Linked DNA regions of Homo sapiens: region 1 is linked to region 2. Evidence: chromatin loops called from intact Hi-C (ENCODE). Cell type or tissue: sigmoid colon. All regions are shown on one strand. Each heading gives the region's core, and the rest is flanking DNA. Links, peaks and the distances in the headings are about the cores only. Region 1 overlaps HAND2-AS1 (HAND2 antisense RNA 1). Region 2 has its middle 120 kb from the start of HAND2-AS1.

Region 1 (5,389 bases), core at 162-5,161, 79 kb after region 2:
ATAATTCAGGGTAAAATGTTGACTTTTATTTATACCCAGGCTTTGAAATTTGTTGCATCAATGAAAATTCTTGTTTGCAAGAAATAGAAAACTACTCTGATTATCATAAGGAAAAAAAAGGTGGAAGAAGTATTGAATGGGGGTATATGGAGTCTTGCAGAAATGATGGGAGGCTGGAGGCCCAGGCTGGGAAAATATCTAGGAACCCAGGGTTCCCACAGAGCTGGGAGCCAGGCAGGCTATGCTGGCCGGCCCAATTCCACTGCAACAGCGAGCCCTCCATCCATCCACTACGCTCTTATTCCTTCCTCAAGATTCAAAGTCCGAAAGACAGTGGCTGGTGCTCCAAATCTAAATAACATGGACATCCCAGGGAAGGGAGAGGGAGGATCTGGCCTATAAATGTGCTAGTTTTATTTGTTGTTTTAAAAAAGCCTTTGAATTGGGGAAATAATTTTCTATTTCTGACAAAGTCCACTTTGAGCTTCAGAAATGAAATGCCTTGGATGGAAAACAAAGTAGATCTGCCTCACACCAATGTCTTTGCTGCAATAAGGAAGGTCATAAAATAATTCCTGGGTTTTACTTAACTCCAATCATAGAGAGAGATGTGGCTATAACAGGGACCAGAATAATCTATCCTGGGATCTTTGACCCTCATGCCAGAAAACAAGATTTGACCATTTCTCAACAAAAAAGAATATAGTATTTTAAATTGAATTCCAACGTTTGATCTTTTTCATTTTTTACCTTAGGTGATCCCCGTAAACTTATAGTTTCATTTTCTTTGTATAACACATAAAATGTAAAAGTATTATTTGCATATAAACATTTCACTAAATGAGGACAAAAATGCAATTTGACATAGAATTATACTCTTGGTGATATCTTTACCATCTGAATAAAATAAAATCAACTTTTTAAAGGTCAAAATGCTGATTATTTATGCATCCATAGGCATTACGTTTTTATTAAAAAGTGGAACTATTCTGTGCCTGCTGTGTTATAATCTATTTTTAAACACAATAATATATTTTGAAATATTATTATTCCAATAAATATTCATTTCCACCTCAAAAAGGTCAAACTAATATTTCATTGCATATGTGCTTACTAAAGTCCAGATACTTCCCTTTACATTTTTTTAAAGGGTTTATACTAAAAATATTGCTACATCTGAGCACATTTTCATGAGATTCTAATTCTTCACTTAGGGGAAATAAACAGTGAGAGCTTGTAATCAGGTTTACTTCCTTACAGAATTGTTTCCCATAAAAGATAATAATAATAATATAGAAAGATGATGCATCTTAGTAGATGATAAAACATTAAATCCTTAATAAATATTAACTAATTAAATGAATAATATTCACATATACATAACATTAACCATGCCAAGCACTGTTCTCATCACTTTACATATGTTACTTCATTTAATTTACAACAGCCCAATGAACTAGACATTGTTTCCATATCCATTTCATTGATGAGAAAGCCAAACAGTAGAATAGTTAAGTAACTTGTCAAAGATTTCATAGCTGATGTAAGAAGTCTGGTTTTAGATCTATGTTATTCATAGCAAGTTATTGTTTTGTGGCTAAGAGTTTTTCAAGAAAGGTAATGGAAGCTCTTTATTAATGTAATTTAAAGACAAATTATGTAATCATTGGGATCATTGAAACAATCTTCCACCTGCACCAAAGTTTGGATCTAAAGGTATTACAATTTCATCCCACATATTACAGCCCATAAATCTGGAATAAAGGACCCCTTTCCAAGAAAAGATATATTTAGAAAACTGTCCCCAAAGTAATTATACATTCCTTATACCACAACCTAGTTGCAGTTAATACTCCCATATTATACTTGTCAAGATATGACCTGAGGGTTTTGCAGAGGTTGCGCCATACAACACAATGTTACAGATACATAAATAAATAAGCATAATTTGATGCCATAGGGTGTCACGTGTACTTTTAGTGGCCTGAAAGAATAAAGTAATTTAGAGAGACATCTAATTTACACCCAGGAAATAGCTTAATGAGCGCAGGAACCCAATGCCTGATGGTGCATTGGATTGTATATTAAAGTGCCAGTGTAGGAGGTTTCAAACAGCCAATCTTTGTGACAAGAAATGAGTGTGTTTTGAGAAGTGGACTGAACAGCATTCAAGAGTACAGCAGTTACTAAAAGGGTTTCCAGACACACGAGAGTTATTGGACCCTGTTACAAACTCTAACTTCTGCCATCAGTTACTGCTTTCATTTGTACCATGAAGCCTACATCATTGCAACTGGAACAAAAATGATGTTTACATTTTACCAGTGTTTTATTTTCAATTAAACATCTCAGCTGCTATTTACATAGTTGAATGGCATGGCATTTATACCATGCAATCTGATGTTAATTCTTTGTAAATATTTCTCCAGCAAGAGACCTAAGTTCAAACTAGTTGTGAAAATGTCACTAAAAGTAAAATAAACTCTAATTTAATCTTGATCACAAATTATTGTTAAATGAAAGCTAAAAACCTGTAAAAATTTTAAATGGAAGTCTAAAGGAATTAACTGAGATGCTCATGTCCCAGGAAGTGACTTGCTTTTAGACTGCCTGAGTCCTTGAGGACTTAGGTTGACTTAACTCCACTGAGGGGAAGTTAAAGGCAGGAGACAAAGAAGCTGCCAAGATCATGGCTGAGAAGATACAGGGAGGCTGCAGCTCTGCGCTGCACTGTCCGCTCTCAAGCCTGCAGTTCTGTTCTGAAATAGGTCACGACTGGAAGGTTTCACGTTTCTTATGCATAGTTGCTGTTCCCTGACCAGCTCCTCCATCTGAGATCATTCATCATTCATCATAGCTGGAAATCTCCACCCTATCTGCATCTGAAACTCCCAGGGCCAAGCTGGTCAGCATCCAATTCAGAATGGAAGTAAGAATGGAAGAGGGTCTGTCTAGCTTTTCTTTGCTTTCTGTCCCAAAACATTCCCTTCCCTTGTGGTGTCTTCTTATATGTTTTCATACACAAGGAGAGAAGCCTAAATAAATAAACAATGTTTTAGACTTACCTTTTTAAACATTTTCCTGTTGATTTCTTCCAATTTTCTAGATTCTGATGTAGAAATCTGAATGTACCTTATAGAAATAGGCTTTAGGGTAAGGCTTGCCTTACATATACACAGTGTAAAAGCCAATAATCACAAATATATAATTGGATTTGCGAGATTACAATCATGCAAAAAAAAAGTTATGTCCCTATAAATATTTCCACTGGCTTGGCAGATGTAAGAGGTGAAGCCATGGTTACCATCCTCCTTCCAGTAGCTCTGGAGGGGTAAAACGTCAAGCTGGTGCAGTCATTTACAACTCAGTGTGGATTCCCTTATTAGATTACTCTCCTCTGAGAATGCTAACTGCAATAAAAAGAATAAGAATTTGATGGAGAAAGGGAAAAGAAAGAATAAAAATTTGACAGACAAAGGGAAAAGGGAAGAGATCATTTTGGGCAGGAGTGAGATGATGTCAAGGAAATTCAACAATTCATCAATTTTGCTGACTTACCGAATTTGTCCTGGTTTGGAGAAAATAAGATAATCCTTCCCTTCTCTATTTAAGTAAGTACACTCAAATGCTTCCAGTAGTGATACAGGTAACATCTATTACACAGAATCAATTCTGTGTAAAACAATAGAAGGCCTATGGTAAACTAAGGAGCACAAACTTCATCACAAGAATTGCAAATTTTTAAAAAAATTATAAAACACTTTGGCTGGTCAATTAAGACCTATATGCAGCAGCTACTTTTGACCCCTAAGGTAGCAGAATCTGAGTGACATTTTATGCAAGACTAATATTATTCAGGAATTAAAATAAAACAAAGGCTGTGTGCAGTGGCTCATGCCTGTAATCCCAGCACTTTGGGAGGCTAAGGTGGATGGATCATCTGAGGTCAGGAGTTTGAGACTAGCCTGGCCAACATGGCAAAACCCCATCTCTACTAAAAGTACAAAAATTAGCTGGGCATGGTGTTGCACACCTGTGGTCCTAGCTATTCGGGAGGCTGAGGCACAAGAATCATTTGAACCAGGAAGCAGAGGTTGCAGTGAGCCAAGATCACGCCACTGCCCTCCAGCCTGGGTGACAGAGCAAGACTTAGTCTCAAAAAAAAAAAAAAAGTAAAACACAATTTAACACCTAGTGAATGCTTATTAAATTGAGAGGACCTAGGAATATCACAACCCAGGGGCAATCACTAGTCCGTTTCTCTCTAATTTTTCTACATTTTTTTGATGATGGGGATTATGGTGATGAGTTTGAAGGAGTCCCCTGTTATGCAGAATGAATTAGCAATATCTTAGGAAGACAAAGTGCCAGCTTAGACATCTGCAAACTCAGAACTAGAAAGCCAAATGTTCATCATCAGCATTCAAGTAGACACCACTTTCAATTCTTTTGTTTTCATATCTTCAAAAAGAATACAACACTTCCAGACGTCTAGTGCCTACCTCAGAGTGGCATTATAAATATTAGTCATGTTAATGCCTCACAGGTACTTTGAAGATGAAAAGGACTAGTTAGTATCAAGCCATGAAGTGGCAGCCAAGACTTCCATAACAATTACAGCAAAACAGAAAGGAGGCACCGCTGAGAAACTTGGAAGCAATACAGCCACGTATTTGTTTCTGTGCAAACCTTTTAATAATGAAAGCCTGTGAACTCCTCTTCAGATGAAAAGAGGCTCAACTGTGTCTTTAATTAGATCATCCTATTGGAGCACAATATAGTGATAAAGAAGATTTAATAAAGCATTTTGTCTTTTTATTACTTTGATTTGATGCAACATATCTGCTCATCCAAGCAAGATGTTTAACTTCAAAAGCAGTTCTGTCCACCCTCCCCCTGACCAATAAATAACTCCAAGGGGGAAAAAGAAAACAATATATTTGGACCATCCCTAAGCTGCTGAGTGATGAAAAGATTCATCATTTTTTTTCTACTGTGGACACAGGTCTTTTAATTAGTCCTTTACTTTTCTCTTACAGCTGATAGGATTGTAAGAGTTTAAATGTTGCTAGTTATTGATTAAAACGTATGGTAAAGTAATTTGGGGGAAAAAATCTAATTACTCCACACCATGGTAAGATTTCCATGTTTGACATGATCCTGGATAGGCCCATTAGACTGGGAATTTTAGGAATAAACAAAATTAAATCATAAAACTGTTGGCATAGAATTCTCCTCATCATGACAAACTGACTCTAAACATCTTTCTTGTATGTAGATCTGTAATTAGATTCAGTGTTTGAATTTAAGATTTTGGCCATGCTAAGCCTGGAAACACTAAAATAGAATATTTAGGAGGTTAAGGAATTGATTTTTGGAATTTGTTTAC
Region 2 (5,389 bases), core at 336-5,335:
CCACCCCTTTGCTGCAATAAAAAGAATCCTAGTGTCACTCCTTTGCTTCTATCTACTTTGTATCTCTTTCTTTAAGAAAATCTTACCTTAAAAAAGCTTCTGGCTATTTCTATTTATTCTCCACTTACACTATAAGTAGCAAAGGGGCTGTATTTTTTCAAAAACTACCTAGAAGTAGGTAATGTTCGGAAAGCATATCCATGCTTTCTGCTAATGAAAGGAGGATGGAGGAGAGAGTGTTATCAAGGAAAAACTTTTAACTACTTTCTAAAGGTGATCAAAAAATAAAAGAATTATTTTTTGGCATAACTCATCCCAGCACCATAAAACACAGGTGCTTTGGAAGAAAAGTGAATGGATAGGCCAGAGTTCAAGGGCCAGTAAGGAAATCCACAGTGGACTAGGTGCAGAGTAAAATTCATCAAGGATGTGGTTTTCAAAGAGGCCATATCAGTTTAATTCATTCAAATTTTACACTTTGCAATGGAAGAGTGAACTGTCATGAAGATATCCTTTGGCTTGTTCACAGGATGAACAAGAAAAGAGGTGGGAAATGCAGAAAATCCCCTTGTACCTACTTTCTTATGCCATGCATCATGCTGTGCAGGGCACAACAATCACTGAGACCAGGATGGAGATGTCACACCACCTCTTGGAATGCTCCATGGCTGACAATATCTGTGAAATCTGCCTTTGGGTTGAAAAAAAGAAGAGGGAAAGAGAAAATCCCCACTGTCCACAAAGGAGAGTCGGCAAGCCCTGCCTAAATACGAGAGAAAGCAAGAATTTAAAATTTACAAGTCAAGGCTGGGCGTGGTGGCTCACACCTGTAATCCTAGCACTTTGGGAGGCCAAGACAGGTGGATCACCTGAGGTCAGGAGTTCAAGATCAGCCTGGCCAACATGGCGTAACCCCATCTCTACTAAAAATACAAAAATTAGCTGGGTGTGGTGGCATGCGCCTGTAATCCCAGCTACTCAGGAGACTGAGGCAGGAGAATTACTTGAACCCAGGAGGTGGAGGTTGCAGTGAGCCGAGATCTAACCACTGCACTCCAGCCTGGGCAACAGAGCAAAACTCCATCTCAAAAACAAAAACAAAAACAAAAAAAAATGTACAACTCACGCCAGCCACCTTCATCATTTACAAAAGACTGTTTTTGAATTTAAGAATAAGAACTAAGAATAAGAATAAGAGTTCATCATCTTTTGAGAATCTAGGAAGCAAATGGTTTCTTTCGGAGGTGATCCTGGGAAGCACCTGTGCGGAAGGAGGGAAGTGAAGCAGAAAACAAGGCAGGTCACAGCTTTGGGCAAGTGGAGCTCCATTCTCACTCAGGAACTTGGGGGACAATGCGGACTATGCCTCAGAGATACCCCAGTCAAGGGATATTTACCTTCCAACTCTATCAGCTGTTGACTGAAACCTACTCCCAAGAGACCTTAATGCCACAGCACTTCCAGCATGCCCTACCCACAAGCCAAAAGCATGCCATGGCCAGAGAAACCTTAGGCAGATTCTCACATGCCTGCTGCAGGAAGCAGTAGAGTGGATACACATGGGGACCTGAGTGCCAAGCCAGTATGGGGAGGACAGCAACTGTGTTTGCTACACCTCATTCCCCTACGACTAGATTCCAAATGGCAATGCATTTATGATCTGACCAAACCATGAGTGAAGGGAGAAAAACTATGCTTGTATTTAAGAGAATGCTGGCATTACTCTGAAAGAAAGCATCCCTACTCCAAACTTCTTGGACTTTAGAAATAACTAGAATTTAGAAATAACGAAGAAATAACCTAGAAATTAATATTGTATTAGTCCAGAGAAGAAGTTGGCAGTGTGGGGCCCTCTGGCCAAATCCAACCTGGTGTTTCCATACGGCCCCCAAGCTAAGACTGGTGTCTACATTTTTAAATGGCTGGGAAAAATCAAAAGAAGCCTATTTCATGACACATGAAATTTATATGATATTCAAATTTCATTGTCCCTAAATATTTATTGGAACTCAGCCATGCTCATCTGTTTACATAATGTCGATGACTGTGCTGTCAATGGCAGAGTTGAGTAGTCACGACAGGGACCAGCTGGCCTCCAAGACCTAAAAGTTTTATTTTCTGGCTCTTTACAAAAAGTTTGCCAACCTGTAATTTAAAACCAGGTTCACTCTTAGAGAATCTTCATGATATTAGTGTGTGGTACAGGGGAGGGCAGGATGGTCTCTTCCTTTATTTAAGAAGAATCCAAACTGCTGATTAGGCTCCATCAGGCAGCTCTCTGAACTTCTTGGATAAGGAGGACTCTCTGTTATTCTTCCCCTCCCCTAAATTCATCGAGCAGAATAAATATTGATAATCCCCCAACAATGCTGGTGTAAAACTATGGTTTCTTATTGGCAAAGTGTGTACTAAGAAATTAGATTCTTATATATAGTAATGAAAATGGAATAAACTTTTAGAGTTAGAATCACTGTTTTCTCCAATACAAAATATAGCACTTTCCAAACACCTGCTTTTTTTTTTTGAGTGTTTCCAGACATAAATTCACACTGGAAACTAATGTTTGAACTCTTGAAAAGGACCTAATTTTGAGAAAGGAGATCAAAAGATAACATACCAAAAGATAATACTGGGGAAAAAAGAGAGAAGTGTGTGGCAACAGGTGAGCGAGAGCTTAATTAATCATATTAATCATCAGGTGTCAAGCTGATAAATTACTGAAGTCATAAAGATTTATATAAACCATTGGACACAGAGCTCAAGAATTAAAACTGGTAACTTTAATCAGATCCCAAAGGAATCCAGTGTGCCAAGTTTAATCCAACTCCTAGCCACGTGGTTGCTGGTTCAGTCATGGAAGGGGGGACTAGATATGTAAACCAGGTCTTTTCCAAGGAGTGCTACAGTGATCTATGGGCGTGCTTATAAATCAGCATTTCATTCCTCAGAATGCCAAAATCCATTCCCGAGGCCTTGTTTACAGGAGAACATCAGTATTCTCTGGGCATGCACGTCAGTTGGAAGGGAACTTTAAATAGCACAAGAGAAAAGTGTTCTTGGTAGTAACACAGCCTGTGATAAACTTTGAAGTCCAAATGAGAAGTGGAAGTGAATGTTAAACGTATGCCTTGTCCTAAAACTTCATGAAAAATGAAATGTACAAGAAAAGCTGGATCCCTGCCATGACACCCATTACAGTGTAGATGAAGGCTCTGACCTTTCATGTTATACTTACTGTGTTTTTGACACATTTAGTCAATTAAAACGGGTGAAGTGTAATTTGTTTTTCTTAAGTTTAATACAGCATGTCAATAGAAGTTAACCAAAATTTATAGTTTGAACACTAAAGCTGCCACATGCACTTAAACAAATGAACACAATTTATCATGGTTGAAATAAAGAGAACATCACGGGCATTTGACTTTATACTTCACATAAGCACGTTGCCAAATATAGGAAAGCAAGCTCCTCTCACACTTCCAATGAAAAAGACATTTTAGTTCACATTAAATATTGGTGTGAAAACCCTGGCAGGTATCCAGTCCTAAGGAGTGTTAACGTTGGCACTTCCACTGTGTACTTTTACTATAAATTGTTGTAGCATTTATTTGACATGGAATACCCAAAGGATTGATGAGCAAAGAACGGAAGATTTTTTTTATTGTGCCAGATTACCTTTTTCAGACATCCATACTAAGCGTTTACATCTTCAAAGTCTAAACAAGTAGCCACCTGTATTCAATCCGTGCAAGATATTTTTCATGAAACTATAGCTTACCTTTTTATAAACCCATAAAAGCACACATTTTCCATTTTATTAGTCAGCAAAGCAGTGGTGGATTTAATAATAAAACGTATAAAATGCAGTTTCTTTATAGACAGTTTAACTTTTTGCTTGTTTAAAATGCCACAAGGACAACCACATTTATATCAGTTTCTGTCTCTATCACACAAAAACAAGTGGCTACAATTTTGTATATCTTTACATAAAAAAATTCACCTAGTGCTCCTCAGACACTTTATATATAGCAGCCAATAGACCCCTAAAGATTTAACAGAAACATGCCACTAGGGGAGAAATTATCTACTATAATCCAATACATGCATCTGAATTCGGCATCTATAATGTGTATGTCAATTATATACAGCTACAGTAATCACACACTTCAAATTTCTAAGAGCATTTAAAGCAAGTTTGTGTCTTTTCAAATATTAAATAAAATGTTTCCAATTGTGACCACAAAATTAACATATACTACCTACATAAAAATATGAGTGGGGTATTTAAATAGATTTTTAAAGCTGAGAGTGGCATAACTATACCAAGTGGTAATATTTTGAAATTAACATGATGACGTAGAAGGAAGTCTTGTAACATTTCAGATTTTAAATAGGAGAAATATGTAATACATACATTAATAATTCTACTGGAAAATTATCTGGTCTGACAAGCACCTAACCCAAGACTTTTACACTCGTGAACACTGGTTTTAATGTTTAACAGAATCAATTATATTAACATAATCAATTGTTTTAATGTTTGACTTAATCAAAGGTGATGTCTTTACACTGATTCCATTAGTCTAAATTTTATAATAAAATTATTTCTCTTAATCTTTAGCTCTATTCACTCATTTCAAACTTACAGTACCAGAACCTTAGCCTCCTGAAACAGGCAATTTGCCCTGCATAGACCCATATAGATCTGGAAGAGTTTGCAATCAACCCTTATCTAACTTAACTACCAAGAAATTTAAGATTAAAAGTAACCCAAGTATTTTTAAACACTACAAAACTAGATATATGTTTACTGTGAAACAATGGAATGCTTGGTAAACTCTTGTCTGGTGGTAGAAGTTTACCAACTTTTTAGTCATCTGCTGGGTTTAAACAATAATAAAACATCCAGTTAATTCAGCTACTTAAATTTTGAAGTTGCTTCTGAAATTAAAACGGTAAGTTAGATGGTTATTTTATATCATAAAAAAAAGTTGTACATAGAATTTTTATTTCTCAAACAGTTCATGTGTCCTGTTACAAGCAAATTTATAGTGTAATATGTATCAGTAAAATACTAAAAATGTCATGGATGTTTTGTTATTGTTAGTGTTGTTGTTTTTTGTTTGTTGTTTGTTTTCATTTTTGAGACGGAGTCTCACTCTGTCCCCTGGGCTGGAGTGCAGTGGCTTGATCTCGGCTCACTGCAACGTCCGCCTCCTGGATTCAAGCGCTTCTCCTGCCTCAGCCTTCCAAGTAGCTGGGATTACAGGCTCCCGCCACTAAGCCTGGCTAAATTTGGATTTTTAGTAGAGATGGGGTTTCACCATGTTGGCCAGGCTGGTCTCAAACTCCTGACCTTGTGATTTGCCCGCCTCGGCCTCCCAACGTG

What was found. A loop is a pair of places that touch in the nucleus more often than their neighbours do. Peaks named below come from ENCODE experiments on the same cell type or tissue, not always from the same donor. Only the 100,000 strongest peaks of a DNase experiment are listed, where the experiment ranks them.
Region 1: a loop joins it to region 2, with 3 times the contacts of the local background. A loop is called at or near these places in 3 of 110 quality-filtered maps.

The regions. Positions count from the first base shown.
Region 1 is chr4:173,570,853-173,576,241 of GRCh38, reverse strand. All of the region lies in intron 3 of HAND2-AS1 (HAND2 antisense RNA 1), which reads right to left. Among named protein-coding and RNA genes, the nearest start is that of HAND2-AS1, 43 kb to the right of the region's middle. In sigmoid colon, for the core only: no CTCF peak of the experiment used is centred there; a DNase peak (open chromatin) is centred at 2,711.
Region 2 is chr4:173,650,052-173,655,440 of GRCh38, reverse strand. No RefSeq gene overlaps it. Among named protein-coding and RNA genes, the nearest start is that of HAND2-AS1, 120 kb to the right of the region's middle. In sigmoid colon, for the core only: no CTCF peak of the experiment used is centred there; a DNase peak (open chromatin) is centred at 3,010.